Linked DNA regions of Mus musculus: region 2 is linked to region 1. The links are chromatin loops, found by intact Hi-C in ENCODE. Cell type or tissue: left cerebral cortex. All regions are shown on one strand.

Region 1 (8,000 bases):
GCATTATCTTCTGTTTCATCCTACAAATAACCCACTTTATACTAGATATTAATCTAAGCACTTAAAATGATTAGCATGCTAAGGAGCTTGATTATTAAAAACAGTTAATCCCTACCTTTTAAAAAATTGAGACATTTGAAGCCCTGAATACACTCATTTATCACCAACCTCCAATAAGGCATCCAGGAATTCTTCATGTAGGACATGAATAATTTTTACAAAAAAAATGCAGTTGCTAATGGTGTCTTACATCCACACAGTTTTATAAAACAAAGCAAATGATTATCATCAATTATAATAACCTCACTAGACAAGGCTAGGCTTAGCACATAGCTTTTCAGACAGCGGCCACTGCAGTCTGCCAAGGAAAATGCCTGGTATTAATTGACTCATCATGATCAGCAGTGATAGATGGGGTAGAGGGCAATGTATTACTCACTGTCAACAAAATAAACACATGATTTGTTGCAAGAAGCGTCTACTTGGGTCCTCTCAAAGGACAGAGAGACCAAGGGAGGCTTTGAAGGCAGTACAAAAGAAATAGGAAGAGTTCAACTATGGCGTGATAAATATTTGCTTTTCCTGAGGCTAACTGGAATTTAACGGGAAGGAGTTTCTGGGAGAAAGTTGAGGACTGTGTAGAGTTTAGTAATTAGAAGGTACATTAAAGCTAATAGTTCACCCATTGCTTAAGAAGTGTTGTGGGCTTAATAAATCTAGCAATGGGAGTTCACCATTTTCAGAAGCAAACTCATTTCATTGATAGATAGCTCCCATTGTTAGAACATGTATTCAGTGGAATGTCTACTGTCTGCTGCTTCCACGATTGGCCTTAGGTCTTTTCCTTCATGTAACATAGGTGTTTAATTCTTCCCGTACACTAGGGCAGCTTCAATGTCTTTAAAGCCAACTGTGTGCACAGCAGTCTTCATATGAGATTATTTTGGAGCCTTCAAAATGCTGGTTTCTGGCACTATATGCTAGTAAGCTTATAGATCATGCAAATTGAGGGATGTGGAAAGAAATATACTGATATTAGTGTGATATGCCCAGGTTGAGATATGGCTATACTTATGTGAAGGTGATGCTCAGGCCTAACGTGCAGGAAGGTGTGTGTGTATGAGTATGAGTGTGAGTGTGTGTGTGTGTGTGTGGCGTATGTGTGTGTGCTTAGAAAGCTGTAGCCCAAGTCTCATTAACCCACATTGTATCCCAGCTTGCTAATTTCAAGACAGTTACTATTAGAAAAGTGGGACTTCTCAGGCACTGTAACTGGCATGGTGGTTGCTACCCAGTATGCCCTGGGAAGATTCACAATTGTGCACACCCAGAGCACACTGACCAAGATGTAGGTTCATCTGGTCTAGGAAAGAACCCAGCATCGATTTTGACAGTACCTTCCACTCTTGTTACTTCTTATTTACTGCTCTGTTTAAATGTAATTGTTAATGCACATTCAAGAACATAATCAGATTCTCCTGGGAATCAATCTTTCTTTCTTCCTTCCTTCCTTCCTTCCTTCCTTCCTTCCTTCCTTCCTTCCTTCCTTTCTTTCTTTCTTTCTTTCTTTCTTTCTTTCTTTCTTTCTTTCTTTCTTTCTCTCTCTCTCTTTCTCGTTCTTTCTCTCTCCTTCCTTCCTTCCTTCCTTCCTTCCTTCCTTCCTTCCTTCCTTCCTTTCTTTCTTTCTTTCTTTCTTTCTTTCTTTCTTTCTTTCTTTCTTTCTTTCTTTCTTCATTTATTTTCTGAGATAGGGTATTGCTGTGTAGCTCAGGCTAACTTCAAGCTTCTGACCATCCTGCTCCTGCCTCCCTAGTGATGGTACTCCAGACATCCATTCCCATGTCTGTCTCTCTGGGAACTTTTAAACATAGATTATTTGAAGCACCTAGTCCCTGTGGTCTGTAATAGGTCTTGGAAAATTAATATGCTGAGATTAAATCATTATGTATCCATTAAGGCTTTGAGATGTATTCAAATGATAAGTTGTTAATGTACATGTTACAAATCACCCTACTTAAACATTGGAGTAACTGAAGCAATGGTGTAAAGATTTTAGCCTAATAGCCATCTGTTTTTTTTTTTTACCCACTCGTTTAAATAATGTTTCTACTTAGAAACAGTGCTGTGGCAAGCACTGCAATGTGACAGTGCAGAGGGAGAAAAACACAAAAATAGCGACAGTGAGCAAGAGAATCAACTGATAAAGTCACAGCAAATCTTAAAATAACGCATACTATCGTAAGGAAGAGTTTATCTTTAAAGATGCGCTACATGAGACTGACCTCCCTCAGTGTCTCTGAATTGTTAGGTTTTGCCCTACTTTGGTTATATTTCCTGCCATGTTCTAGTTCAGGAGAGTGTTCTTTGACTTGGTTCCTTTTTAGCAGGCATCCTTAATCAATCCTTACACATCTCCTCCTACAGAGAGAATATCATACTGCAGCTGAAGCCTGTTGTCTAGGCAGCCATTATTAATAGATGACAGATCTACGAGCACTGTCTCAAGAACACAGTGCCCTGACATGTCTGGAGGCCCTTTGCTCGTCCCATCCCTCATTCCCTGCTTTATCCTTTCTTTTAAGTCTATCAACGGAGAACTCCTTACATCTAGGATCCCACTAAAACTTTAAAATATCTTTGAGAGGTGTCTAAATTGTGCCTTAGAAGGATCAAGTGATGTCCCAAGATTACACGGTGTGTATCAAAGCAGGGGCTACAAATTAAGATCCTTTGACTCCAAAGCTGATGTGTTAAAATTACTCTTCATAGCTTCTCTCCGCAGCTCAGTTCAAAGGGTACCTTCTGCGTGAAGCATCTCATGACCCCTTCAAGTAAAATGTGCCCTGTCTTTTTTTTTTTTTTTTTTTTTTTTGAGGCTGCCAGGGCCTTTGTACATCTCTATTTCAGCATGCCATTATACTTCAATGATTTGAATATAGTTCCTTTTGAACTTCTCTGGGGCAAGAACTCTTTTCTTCCTTTTTCATTTTTAAATCCTTGTATTCCTAGTAATGAGTTGAGTCCCTAAGCTGACTCACAGTCAATGTATTTTGGATGCACATAAAAATCTAAGAGATTTCTTAAACTTGTGGCCTATTTGATGGCACATGACCTTACTGCATAAAAAAAAAAAATTCTAGGTTTAGCCATGACCTTAAGTAGCAAAATAAACAGACCATATATATTCTACACTTTTGAAATTTTCAAGTCCTTTTGACATCAGTTATTGAGGACTCTTACTAGGAGTTGCTGGTTACTTAATATATGAGGACCCTGCTCGCTCCTTAAGTTATAATTGTCCATGCATATAAAGAGTGAACTAGGTCAAGTGTCACCTCACAGATGAAATCTGGTTAAACCTTATCTCTTATCTCATCTGAAATGGTGGTTAGCTGCATTGTTTTGATTTAATTTTTTGGTCTGGGCTGATGGTGGCCCATGCTCACACTCATCATCAATGGTGTGACACAGTGGAATTTCCCATTCTGTAGACAGTCAGGCAAACTCTTCAGTTCCTTGACATTGATTTCACAGTACATTATATATTTAGGCAGATAAGACCCACTTTACCAGAAGGGAAGCTAAGCTGTCATATGGGATGCAAGACAAGGTGATTCTCAGAGAGCTAGAAGAAAAGAGGTACAGAAAAGATGAGGTTGGTTTATGCTCTAGGAGAGTGATTTCTCAACCTGTGGAACATGACCTCCAGGGATCAAATACCAGATATCCTGCATATCATATATTTACATTACAATTCATAATACTAGCAAAATTACAGTTATAAAGTAGCAACAAAATAATTTTATTATTCGGGGTCACCACAACATGAGGAATTGTATTAAAGGGTCACAGCATTGGAAAGGTTGGGGACCACTGCTCTAGGACATGCCAGGGTATGAGTCCCAAGACACCTATGCTAGTGTTTCAGAAGGAAATATTGTTTCACTGTAGCCTCTTCTGGGAAACCAAAAACCATAGCAAAAGGCACACAAAGAAAGGAGGCACAGATTTTCTTTCTCAGGTTCAAGGGAGCCTTCCCATCTGTTATTTCACTGTTATGTAGGCGTGGAATCCTACAAGTTGGCCCTATGCCTTAGCACTTTGGCAGGTGCACATACCTCCCCGGAGAAGGCCTGTCCATTGAGGAGGTGCTCAGACCCTTGGCTGTCCTCACTCCCAAAGTGTAGCCGGATTTCTTCCAGGCGGTGACTGTATGTCATGGGCCCTCCTGAAATATTGACCAAGTGCTCTTTGTCCAGGCGGAGGGAGACATGCCTTCCAGTGTTGTACATGGTCCCACTGACCTACAAGGCAACGGGAAACAGGTTAGACAAGCGCTTCTATTTCTTCCCACACCGAGAAAGGAGTATGGCTGACCCATTTACATCTTCTGCTGATGACACACCAGGCTAAATCTGTGTGCAGAAGGACGTTTTCCTTCCATGCCTGCCTTCTAAGGTACTTCTGATGAGTCATAAGTCACATATATCATTCAGGAACTCGAAGGGAGGGACTCAAGAGATTTTTTTTACCAGCCGTGACAACTATTTTGTAGATTGCACCTTATAAAATTTAGCTTGTCTTTCTCATCATAGTTTTTTAGAAGGCAGAGATGGTATAAAAGCTAAAAAGCACCATCTCAGGTGTAAGAAACCAGAGAATGCCATGAGGGGAGTTTAAGGGAACCACATGAGAGATGAGAGAGCCCCTGTAGGTGACCAGGGGTAAACCCCAGTGGGAGACTGCTGAACTGTCAAGTCCCAGGCACTCAGTCCAGAAAGGTTTTGGTTAGGTCCCTCTCCAGTCTCAGTGGCAGATATCATGCAGAGAGTTCAGGTCATCACTCAGAGAACATAGCCTCAGGGCTAATCTGAAGGGAGTCACATGGGACCCCACATCTCACATTCAGAATATTTCTCACTCAGTCCCATCTCACTTTAGTTCCGCCCACTACCAAGCCTTCTGTTTCTTCTTTTCCCTTCTTTTTATTTTTCTCTTTGGACTCCATGCTCAGCTTCATTTCCTTGTTCTCCACTGCTTGGCAAGTTCAGAGCTCTGCACCTTCAGTGGACATCTGTCACAAGTTCAGACAGCCTTGTTATCATTGAGATCCCCCACATTTCAAGAAACCCATTCATCAGAGTTATCTAATGTGTCCAAAGAAAAGCATTGCATATTTGAACAATACTTCCACCAAAGCCCATATCCCATGATCATCTGCATTTCTTCCAGTGTTTCAAAAACACACGGATGCAAAGCAAAGTTGGTATATGTTATATATTCCCCCAGCTGCTTGCGCATTGGGAGCTTATATAAGCAAGGATGAGTTCTGTGAAGACAAAGACCATGCAATCTCCTTGTGGGATCCCAAGCTCCTAGCACAGCCAGTAATAAGTGACCCTTTCTGAACATGAATGAATAGATTGCTAATGAATGGAGTCTTTGATGTCAAAACATTCCCAATTCACTTCTTGTCAGCGATGTAACTTTGGAAGACTTATTTACTGTCATAAAGTGGAAGTTCCGTAAATATACAATAGACATAACATAAATTCCCTCCTGGGAACAAGAGTTGGGAAACACAACAAAACTATAAGCCATCTTCAAAACAGTCAAGTGACAGACCTCACTCCTACTTAGTCGTCACTTTAGATATATCCCATTTATATGAGGTTTCAAAAGCAGAATAAATTGTAGAGGCAGCAAATAGACTAGAGATTGCAGAGGTTAGGGTCAGAAAGAGAACGGAAGTTAGTATTTGGTGGACATAAAGTTTCAACTTTGCAAGACAAAGAGTTCTGCGGGTGGGTGGGGTTGAAGGGTCTGCAGTGACATAAGTCTGTTTAGTATTGCTTAGCTTAAAAATGATCTGGATGTCAAAGTTTAAGTAAATGATATTTATATGGATCAAACATTTTCATTTTCTTCCTTTCTCTCTCTTGGCTCTTGCACAATGTCTCACTGATGCAGAAGGGTTCTCCCCCATCTCCCTTCCACTCATCTTCCCTTTCCAGGACCTGGTAGATGATAATGGTAATGAAACCTCTGCTTTCAGGTGATCTTTCCACTTGCCTCTCTCTTTGGACTTCTATGGACTAGATATGGAGAACAGACAGCTCATCTTAAAGACTAAAAAGCAAAACAGAATCAGGAGACTCAAAACTAAATCACTGTGCCTTTTAGTTCTCTATTTCCCAGATTCCCCTCTAAAACACATTTGAATCTTCATTCATTCATTCATTCATTCATTCATTTTCATCCACACCTCCACTCATTAGCAATCTATTCATTCATGTTCAAAAAGGGTCACTTATTACTGGCTGTGCTAGGAGCTTGGGATCCCACAAGGAGAATGCATGGTCTTTGTCTTCACAGAACTCATCCTTGCTTATATAAGCTCCCAATGCGCAGGCAGCTGAGGGAATATATAACATATACCATTATGTTATTACAATTAGATGCAACATCTCCTTATCTCTAACCTTCCCCTACACAATGAAATAACATTAATTTGTATTAATCATAAAAATATGTGTAGCCAGGGTATGGTTTGTTGCACTTTAATTTAAAAATAAAGGCTTGACAATGTTATGTATGGTAACTGAATCTAACAGTACATCTGCACGGCAGTAATTAGCAGTGCACTGATGTCACTTTATCTGCAATGCTAATTACTGTGTTTCCAATGAATGGCTTTGGTGCACGCACAGCATGCTGGGAGAAGTTTGCTTATGCACACCAGGAAGCAGACATGAGTGGAGAAAGCCAAAGCTCTGGGAGATATCCAGGCTGCTTCTGACTGCCCCACAGCTCTCTTCTTTGTATGAATTCATTGTAACATGAGGCAAGAGGTGGGAGTGTGTGTGTGTGTGTATGTTTGTGTTTTACCCATTTGAAAAATTAAACAAATTCAGAGAGGTTGACAAGGATTCAATGACTTTTCCCAGAATCAACACACAGCTGGCAGGGGACAATTTCACATGAAAGCTTGTTGTGGGATGTTATTTCTTCTGCACTCTATAGATAAGGCCTCATGCAGTTCTTGGGTGTGTGTGTGTAATAATAGGATTGATTTTTAAGAACATGGAATTGGATGCTAGGCTGCTGTTCATCTTAGGATGAAGACTGGAGAAGACCTTGTTTTCCCTACTATAAATATTTATACTGCTTTAAGACTAGTTGGAGTTCTTGTATTAATGGAAGCAGAACATATATACCTATTGAGATGGTATATCAATAACATAGGGCCATATAAAAATAATGTACTCTTGTAAACCAATACCAAATAATCAAACATAAGAAAGAAATTGAAATAAATAAGCAAAAATTCAACATCCTCAAATCCACCATGTTTATTTTATAACATTAGATGCCCTTGTAGAGCAAGTGTAGTTCTGGCACAGTAGTTAATAATCTGCCAGGTTTCTTGTTAGTGTGCTCATCTTCCAGCTCATTCTATGGACATCAGTTTATTAGAGGATGTGAATTTGGTCAGTGCATTTTTAAAGTAAGAGGCAGTTCACTCTTGGAAAGTTGGCTACAGTCTTCCACTAGCAGATGGTGTCTCGGTGTGAATCCTTACTTGGTGTCCACATGGGTGCTAAATTCTCAGCCCAGATTTCCTATTTAAATCCCCACAATCTTGTCCTCAACAAACCAGTACCACTCTTGGTATCATACTTAGGCCTGGGGCATTTGCTTCTCTCTGGGTGGGAAGATGTCAGGCTAAACCATGTGTGGGATGACAGCTTCTCACAGGGAAGGTCTTCTTTTTCTCTCTTCTGGGTCCTTTCATGTCCTGAGACAAAGGACTGTCCTTGGGGAAGCAGGGCCTGACCCCAGTCTCTTGCTCTTCAAACCATGAACTTAATCAATGATCGATTCCTTACAAGTGACTAGGTGGTTACTTAGCTATCACAGTGCTTTGATCAAGGAGCAGCTTGGCGCTGAGAGACCAGGCACTGGCGTGATGTTTAGGATGCTTGAGATTTCCTCTAGCA
Region 2 (8,000 bases), 99 kb before region 1:
GATGGCATGATCAGATTTGGACTTAATGAGGCTTGCTCTGATGGCGGTTTGGCCTGAAGATTAACATATTGAATGAGAGAAGGAAGCATTCCGCAGGTTTTTTTTTTATTAAAGGTCAATGTGATTTGTTTAACCAAGCTTGTACGAAGAGCATATTGGGTACTCTAGCGCGCTGCTATGATTCTATTTTATTTTATTTGGGGCGGTGGGGAGGAGGGAAGGATGAATGCAGTAGACATGAGGGAGATTCTAGGCAGAACTGGAGCCAAGATAAAGAAGATTTATATTTTCCTGAAATTAGACCAGCCTCTATGCTACAGCCATATTTGAGGAAAGGGTTGGGGAAAGCCAGGCTAGAAACAAAAGATATGATGTTTTATGTGTTTATTTTCTTCATAGGGTGCCAGCATGTTTACAAAACACCATAGCATTCATATTCCAGCCATGATCTGCTGGGGTCCTGGTGGGAAAGTCCTTTTGGTCACCCCTCTGTCAGACACAATGGCAACACTTGGTGGCCACCCTTTTGAGATCAGCAGCCGCCACTGTGCCCTTCGTAACAATCTTTTTCGTCTGTATGCTTACTCTTAATTTCCCTCTACAAAAATTGAAACCATCCAGCATGAAGAATCTGGGCTTGGGGCCTGAGTTTGAATAATGGCTTTGCTGCTTGTATCTGTAAGACCTTGGACCCATAGGTGATAAGAGCCTCTGTTTCCATGTCTACAGCATACAGATGTGATGTAGAATACTTGCCTCACAGGCTATTAGAGGAACAAATAGGACCATGCTTTACAAATACTGTCTAGCACAAGGCTCAATCCAGGAAAGTACTCAGCCATGTTGGATGGCATTGATGTCACCTTTCTGACCCCCAGCATCCTTGCCCAGCTCCCCTGGTAAACTCCCTGTCATTCCCAGGACTCTGACTTTCCCAGCTAAATCAGCTTCCCAGGAATTACTTAGCTATCTGACTCTTTCCACTAAACTGTGAGCCTCTGAGGAATGTGTTTGCTTCTTTTACTGTGGATTCCAGTCTGAGGTCTGGAATCAAAGACTGTTCAGTAAACATAAGACTAAATGATCAGATATAATGCTTTCTGCTCAGCAGCTCTACCTAGTGATGGTGCTGAGCAGAAATCAAGTAAGGAGTAGTCAACATTGGACAGGTAATGGGAAAGGAGGCTGCAGCACTAACTTTAATGTATACTGCACCTACCATCTCTTGTACACCACACCCAAGACATCAGCATGAGGCTCTTGGTCTTGTTTCAAGCTTTATATGGTGATATCATGTTTCTACATCAAACATGTATGAACTCTCATAATTATATTGCTGAAATTGGCATGAATATAACATACAACATTGTCTCAAAGACTGACCTTAAAATAGTGCTCTTCTAGACATTGGAATTTCAGAAGTATGAGCTTGCTCAGTGATTTTGATAAGTGCAGTGCCTTGAGTGAGCATGGCCCCATAGGCTCATGTTTGAACAGTTGATCCCCAGTTCATAAAACTGTTGAGGAAGGATTAGGAGGTGTGGCCTTGTTGGAGGAGGTATGTCATGGTGGGTGGGGGGCAGGATGTGAAGTTTCAGAAGCTCAGTCCATGTCCAGTTAGCTTTCTCTGCCTTTTAGTTGAGTCTCAAGATGCTAGCTCTTAGCTGCTGCTCCAATACCATGCTAGCCCACTGCCATGCTCCCCGCCATGATGGTCATGAACTCTACCCTTCTGAAACTCTACATTCTAGATGAACATTCTTCTATTAAGTTGCTTTGGTCATGATGTCTTATCACAGCAATAGAAAAGTAACTAAGACCATAGGAGAGAGGTAGTGTGGCCCAAGAATAACTATGGGTACGTCAGAAAATTTCAGCCCTGGCATTCAGAAATGTCTCTCAAAATTTCTCTTATGAGAAAAAATGATTTATAGAAAGGAAAGTCTCAGACTTCAAGATGGGAGTCATAATTCAAGTGTAAGTTATAATTATATATTTGACAGTGACTTACTGTTTCTTCATGGATAACTCAAAAAACTTTTCCTTACCTGGAGCAATGGACAGTTGTGGATAATTATTACTAAGGCTATATTTAGGTAAAAAAAAAATCCCATAGGTCCCAAAACATCTCTCAACATCAAGGAGCTTATCTAGCCAAATTTATCATTAGTAGGCCAAGGTTTGGCATGGAAGCATTGCATTGCTAATCTGTCTGATAAGGATTTAGAAGGACAGGAAATTACCCTTGGATAATCAATATATAGACTTTTACTGTTCTGGAAGACTGTGGAAGTTGACCACTGTGCCTTTGGTTTTGTGGCACACTATGTTGGATCTAGAATTTATCTTATCCTGAGTTCTCAGAGTTACAACCAAGAAGCCCCCAGCTTCTTGGGGGAAGTATTGTGGGAGGGGCTGACTGGGAGGGGGCAGTGAGTAGGATGTAAAGTGAATAATAAAAAAGTCCCCAGCTAACTTCTGCTTGTTGTTGTTGTTGTTCAAGCAAAACATTTCATTGTGATGCAATGTCTCAGCCAATACAACAGGGAATCATTTTGTTTTTTTCAATCTGAACTTTCACTAGGTGCCTTAGCCAAGTGCACGGGTCTGACTCACAAGGGCCACTGCTGATAGTCAACATCTCTTGCTCCCTGATTATATGGTTCCTATCAAGGCAGACCACACCACTGAGAAAACAGCCTGATACTTCCCAAAATCAATACTGGCTTTGATCAATATGAAACTATGAGGCAATTTTAGTATATGGAATAAATAACATTCCCCCTTGTAATCTGAGGCAAGTTCAACTGAAACGAGGCAAAAAAGGCAATTACAATAGAATAAAGTAGTATCATGTTTTTGTTTTACACAGACAACAAATGAAGAAAAGGGCCTCTGAGAGCTGTATTCTTAGAGGTAAGTTCCATCTCATCAGTTTCTCACTGCTGTGAGTATCTACTGAGACAGCAACATGGAAATAGGTGGGTGGTGCTTCCCACTATGAGAAAACACTTCTAAGTCTGTTCCTCTGAAATGAGAGTACACATTCAATTGAGCATTGAGAAAGGCACCTGGAGCATTGTGCTTAAGCTCTTTGGTGATCCTTCAACACACTTACACTGTGTTCCCTAGGGAACTGTGTGAAGAACTCGCCCTGAGAGCTGTGAAGTTGAAGGCAGTTACAGGATAGTCTGTGCTTGCCTACACATCCATATTTTACTAGGAAATTCAGGAGGAAGCGTGGGTAACTTGAAATTACAAATAGGCTAGTTAAAGCACCTTTTAAGGGGCTTACTCTGTGTGACGATTGCCATGTTTATAAACTCTCCTCCATATGCCTCCAGTACTGTGTCTTTATTGCCTTGGAGAGTGGGTCTGTTAACACAGTAAGCTGATGTCTTTATAATTGGATGTGGTGGTCCCCTGCATTCTTTGTTAGATCTAAGCTCTCCTATCCATGACTTGAGCACTGTCTTAGTTACTTCTCCTCATTGTGACTGCAAACCTGGGAGACACAACTTAAGGGAGAAAGGATTTCTTTTGGCTCACAGTTTTAGGGACTACATTCCATCATGTCAGGAAAGACATGGTGGTGGGAGTGGCTCATAGCTCTGACAGCAGGAGGGTAATATAGGTAGGTTCATTGCCTTAACAGTCAAGAAACAGATAGGTCTGGATTGAACAAGGATTGGGCTATTACTCCTAATGACCTAATTCCTGCAGTAAGGTCTCACTCCTAAAGATTCTACCACCTTCCAAAACAGTACTACAACATGGGGACTAAGTGCACAGACACTCAGGCCTGTGGGGATGGTTGACATCTAAGACATAACAAATGAGGATGGCAATTGAAAGAAGATAAAGTCACCAGACTAACACTCTGCCCGAGGATTTGAGAAGAATGTTCACTGTGGCAATGCTCTGATAACTACTGCTTGTTATCCATTCTAGAAGGAGTCTTTGCAATCCATTAATCATTAGTTTCATCTCTTGAAAATACTGTAGAAAAGGGTTCTGGTTCAATGAAATCAAGTGTTACTAAAATGATACAAATGTTACCTTTCATGTAATTGAGGTGCCATGTCTACTAATTAATTAACAAGGGAAACAGGCTTACAAACACCATACCCGTACAGTGCATTAAAAATTAAAGTACTTCGAGCTAAATTACCAATATCTCCTCAAGAAAAGCCTTTCTAAGAAAATCCATTTTTTAATGTCATGCTTTCAGTCTTGACCCTCACTCTGCTGAAGCAGAATTTGACTTTAATAAAATGGATTTTCTCTAGAAGACTTTTAAAATTCAGCCTGAAATTAATTCAAGCTGGTCTTTTCTATTGTCAGTCATGGTTAGTGAGAATATTTTACAAGTTCTACTCAGATATATGAAGTGTAAGCTTCTGGCTCAGAAGTTAAGGGCACTGGCTGCTCTTCCAGTGGATGTGGGTTCCATCCTTAGCACCCACATGATGGCTCAAGATCAGCTGTAACTCTGGTACCAAAGGATCTGACTCCCTCTTCTGAACCTCTGGGGGGCACTGCACTCAAATGGTGCACAGACATATTTGAAGGCAAAATACCCAAGCTCACAGAATAATTTAAAAAATGAAATTTAAGTTCCCATGGAAACTAGTAACATCTCATGAAGTCCTTGTGTGCACTACTTAGATCCATGATGCGTATGCTTCTCTAAAAGCAAGCATACTCTGACACTGCTTGTGTGGCCTACACTGGACTCATCTTCAGAATAAAACTGTTCTCGGCACAACAATGACTTGCCTCCCAACCTGAAGGAACAGGATTCAACAGGCATATGCCTTAAGACAGTGTAGGGACACAAATATATTGCACATTGAGTTCACATTTGTTACTATCCAGGCAATTGATCTACTACCTTATTTAATCCCCACCCAGCCCTTTGAGCATTAGCTTGCTGATGAGGCCATCAAATCTCAGAGTTGTGCTTCTGACCTCTTCTGACATCAGAAAGCAAAGACAGTGCTAGAGCTAGAATAGGAGCCTAGTGTGAAGGTTAGCCTTGTCAACTCAATGGGACTTCAAATCATCATGGAAACAAACATTTGACTATGTCGACAAGGTGGGTTCTAGAATGGGTTTATTGAGGTAGAAAGAGCCACCCTATATGTAAGCAGCACCACTCTGTGCACTGGGGTCCTTGGGACATAGAAGAGAGAGAGCTGAGTTCAAGCATTCACCTTGCTCAGCTCTTCTGACTGTGGAAAGTACAACAAGCTGCTTCCAACACCTGCTGCCATGATATCTTCCCCACCATGGGACCGTGAGCCAAAATTAAATCTCCCATACTTAAGTTGCATTTGCCAGGCATTTTATCACCACAATGAGGAAAGAACAACACACCAGGTCTGCTCCTCTCCCATGATAATGGTGGCCTTTACCAAATGGCGTCCAAAATTCTCCCGTACTTTGGCAAGAGTACCTTTACATTTAAATATATCATATATAGTATAAATATATAATATATTATAATATGTAATGTAATATATAACATAACAATATTATATAACATAATGTATATGATGTAGATTATCTATAGTACATCTTGAAAGAATGATTTTTTCCCATGTTTCCCTTTTCTCAGCTATCCCCGCCATCAATAATGCTGTCCTCAGCTTGGTGGGCTATCTCTACTCCTTCCATCTTGTGCCAACTGACTCCTGTGCTTGTTCCTTCCTCCCTGTACCTCCTCAGCTGGCTGGTAAGCTGGCCACAGAGGAGCCTTTTCCATAATAGGGCCCTGAAGAGATATATTTAGAAGTGGTTTTCCATTCCAAGTCATGAAGATTTGAGTCGCCCTTTCAGAAGTGAGGACTTGTCCCACCTCTCTCCTGTGTTTATTCTTACTCCAATGACTTCACCCAAGTTTAAATGCCATCTGGATGTCAGTGTCGTCCACAATCACAGCTCTGGTTCTCTTTCCTGAAATCCAGGCTGATATACCCAACTGCCTACACCACACCTCCTCTTGAATGCCTAATAGAAATCCCAAGCACGACATGTTCAAGATCTGTGATCCCTTCTCCACCCACAAGCACGCTGCATCTGAGTCTTCCCCATCTCAGGGGATGGAAATATCTTCCTTCCAGTGACTTGAACTAAAAATTTCATGGGAATCCTTGGCTCTGTTTTCCCTTGCACATTAAAAAGAGATTTAGCAAGAAATCTGCTGCTGACTTAAAATTTATCCAATCACCTATCACCACCTTTCCCTCGTTGACCTGGTCACCATCAGTACCATTGCCCCATTATTTGATGGTTACAACCACCTTCTGTCTTTACCCTTGCCACACTGTAGTCTATTTAAAAGGTTTTCAGACTTAGTAAATTTTATTTTATATGTATGAATGTTTTGTCTGCCTGCATATATAGATATCCACATGGATACCTGGTGCCTACAAAAATAGTCAAAAGAAGGGTTTGGATTCCCTGGAGCTGGAGTTATGGATGGCTGTGAGCCACTATGTAGATGCTAGGGATTGAGCCAGGGTCTTCTGCAAGAGGACTAATTTCTCCTAGCCACTGAGCTATCTCTTCAGCCTTTGTATAGTTTATTTTTAATCAAAAAACCATAATATACCTTTTTTTTCTACGTATGGTAAATGCATATGTATATGAATATGTGTTGTGTGTGGGTTGTGTTGTATATGAGCATATATAAGGAGGTCATTGAGTATATTTGTCTTGCTTTATTATTCTCTTCTTTATTCCCCAGACAGGGTCTACCACTGAGCATAGAGCTAGCCTGGCAGCCAATAATCTTCAGTGGTCCTCCTATCTCTGTCCCTCATAGTGATGGGGTTATACAGACACATACATGCTTGGGTGGTTTTGTAGATGCTGAGGATTCAAGTGCTTTCATCCTCTGAGCCATCTACCTATCCCAGAGTGCTCCTTTTGGTAGGAGATGGTAGTCTGCTTGAAGACCCAGAATGGCTTCCAGTCTAAGATGCCTTCTCTGACCACTATGTATGCCAATTAGGACAGTGTGGCGGTGTCCTCTGGAGGATACTGATTTCCATAGGCGATCTCCATATAAGATAGCATGTGTATAGGAGTTGATAACTTGGAGCAGGATCAGGCTGAGCTGGCCAAGTGTCACTGCATTAGTTCTGTGGTTAGTTGATGCCCCTTCTAAGCAACTAACCCCAATTGTAAGAAGCAATGCTGTGGCTAATCAACCCAAGATTCAGTTTAAGTGAAAAGCATGCTGAAAGGTTTTGCACCATGTCAAAACACCAGAATTATAATTGGTTTTGAGACCTCAGAACTTATCTTTTTCTACTTTTTAGGAGAGAAGCAAGAGTGACGTAAGAATGGTACCCAGGAATATCCAGGTGTGAAACCATGCTCTTTAGTATGGAAGTATGGGGTTGAGGTTCAGGAAGTTCCTTCCCCCCAAATCCCCATCTCTGTGGGAGGGCTGTGATGTTGAGCATCTTAGTCATGTGGCAGGTGCTGGGTAGTGCAAAATAAGTGGTAGTGAGAGAGAACATATTTCAAGACCAAGCCTTACGCAGCATCCCAGGAATTCATGGACTGATGGCAAAGATACTTGCTGGGTGTTCCTCTGATGCTGGAAAGATGAGAACCATGTAGGTCCCTCTGCCTTAGCTGATCTGGGGACCTCTGACTGCAGGAGAGAAATCTTGACTAACCTGCACGTGTAGCAGTGAGAAGTGAACACCTAGTTCTGACTGATCACTCACTCATTATGTAGAAGTCAGTGACTACACAGCTACCTTCCTCTGACCTTGGTGTCATCTGTGTACTGGGGATAGTAAACATGCCCACTCGGAAGACTCATGTGATAAGAAGCTAGATGTATAGCACCAGCCCTGGGGTGTGCAGAGTACCCCTTCCACATCACCTCAGAATTTTTGATGCTCAGTACAAAGAAGTATGGCTACTTCATCTAAGAGAGCAAGTCAAATTGGAACTCTGCATTGAAATGGGTAGTTTAG

Evidence for each region. Hi-C counts contacts between places; a loop is a spot of excess contacts. Peaks named below come from ENCODE experiments on the same cell type or tissue, not always from the same donor. Only the 100,000 strongest peaks of a DNase experiment are listed, where the experiment ranks them.
Region 2: a loop joins it to region 1, with 8 times the contacts of the local background. A loop is called at or near these places in 2 of 42 quality-filtered maps.

The regions. Positions count from the first base shown.
Region 1 is chr11:93,486,796-93,494,795 of GRCm38, reverse strand. It overlaps Car10 (carbonic anhydrase 10), which reads right to left. Exons shown (of 10, transcript NM_001361708.1): 5 at 4,119-4,304. Among named protein-coding and RNA genes, the nearest start is that of Gm24856, 77 kb to the right of the region's middle. In left cerebral cortex, no CTCF peak of the experiment used is centred here; DNase peaks (open chromatin) are centred at 4,393, 4,935, 6,687, 7,602 and 2 more places; H3K27ac peaks cover 3,126 bases.
Region 2 is chr11:93,585,958-93,593,957 of GRCm38, reverse strand. The region is part of intron 7 of Car10 (carbonic anhydrase 10); the gene reads right to left. Among named protein-coding and RNA genes, the nearest start is that of Gm24856, 180 kb to the right of the region's middle. In left cerebral cortex, a CTCF peak has its summit at 4,520; DNase peaks (open chromatin) are centred at 3,100, 5,336, 5,984 and 7,474; H3K27ac peaks cover 2,675 bases.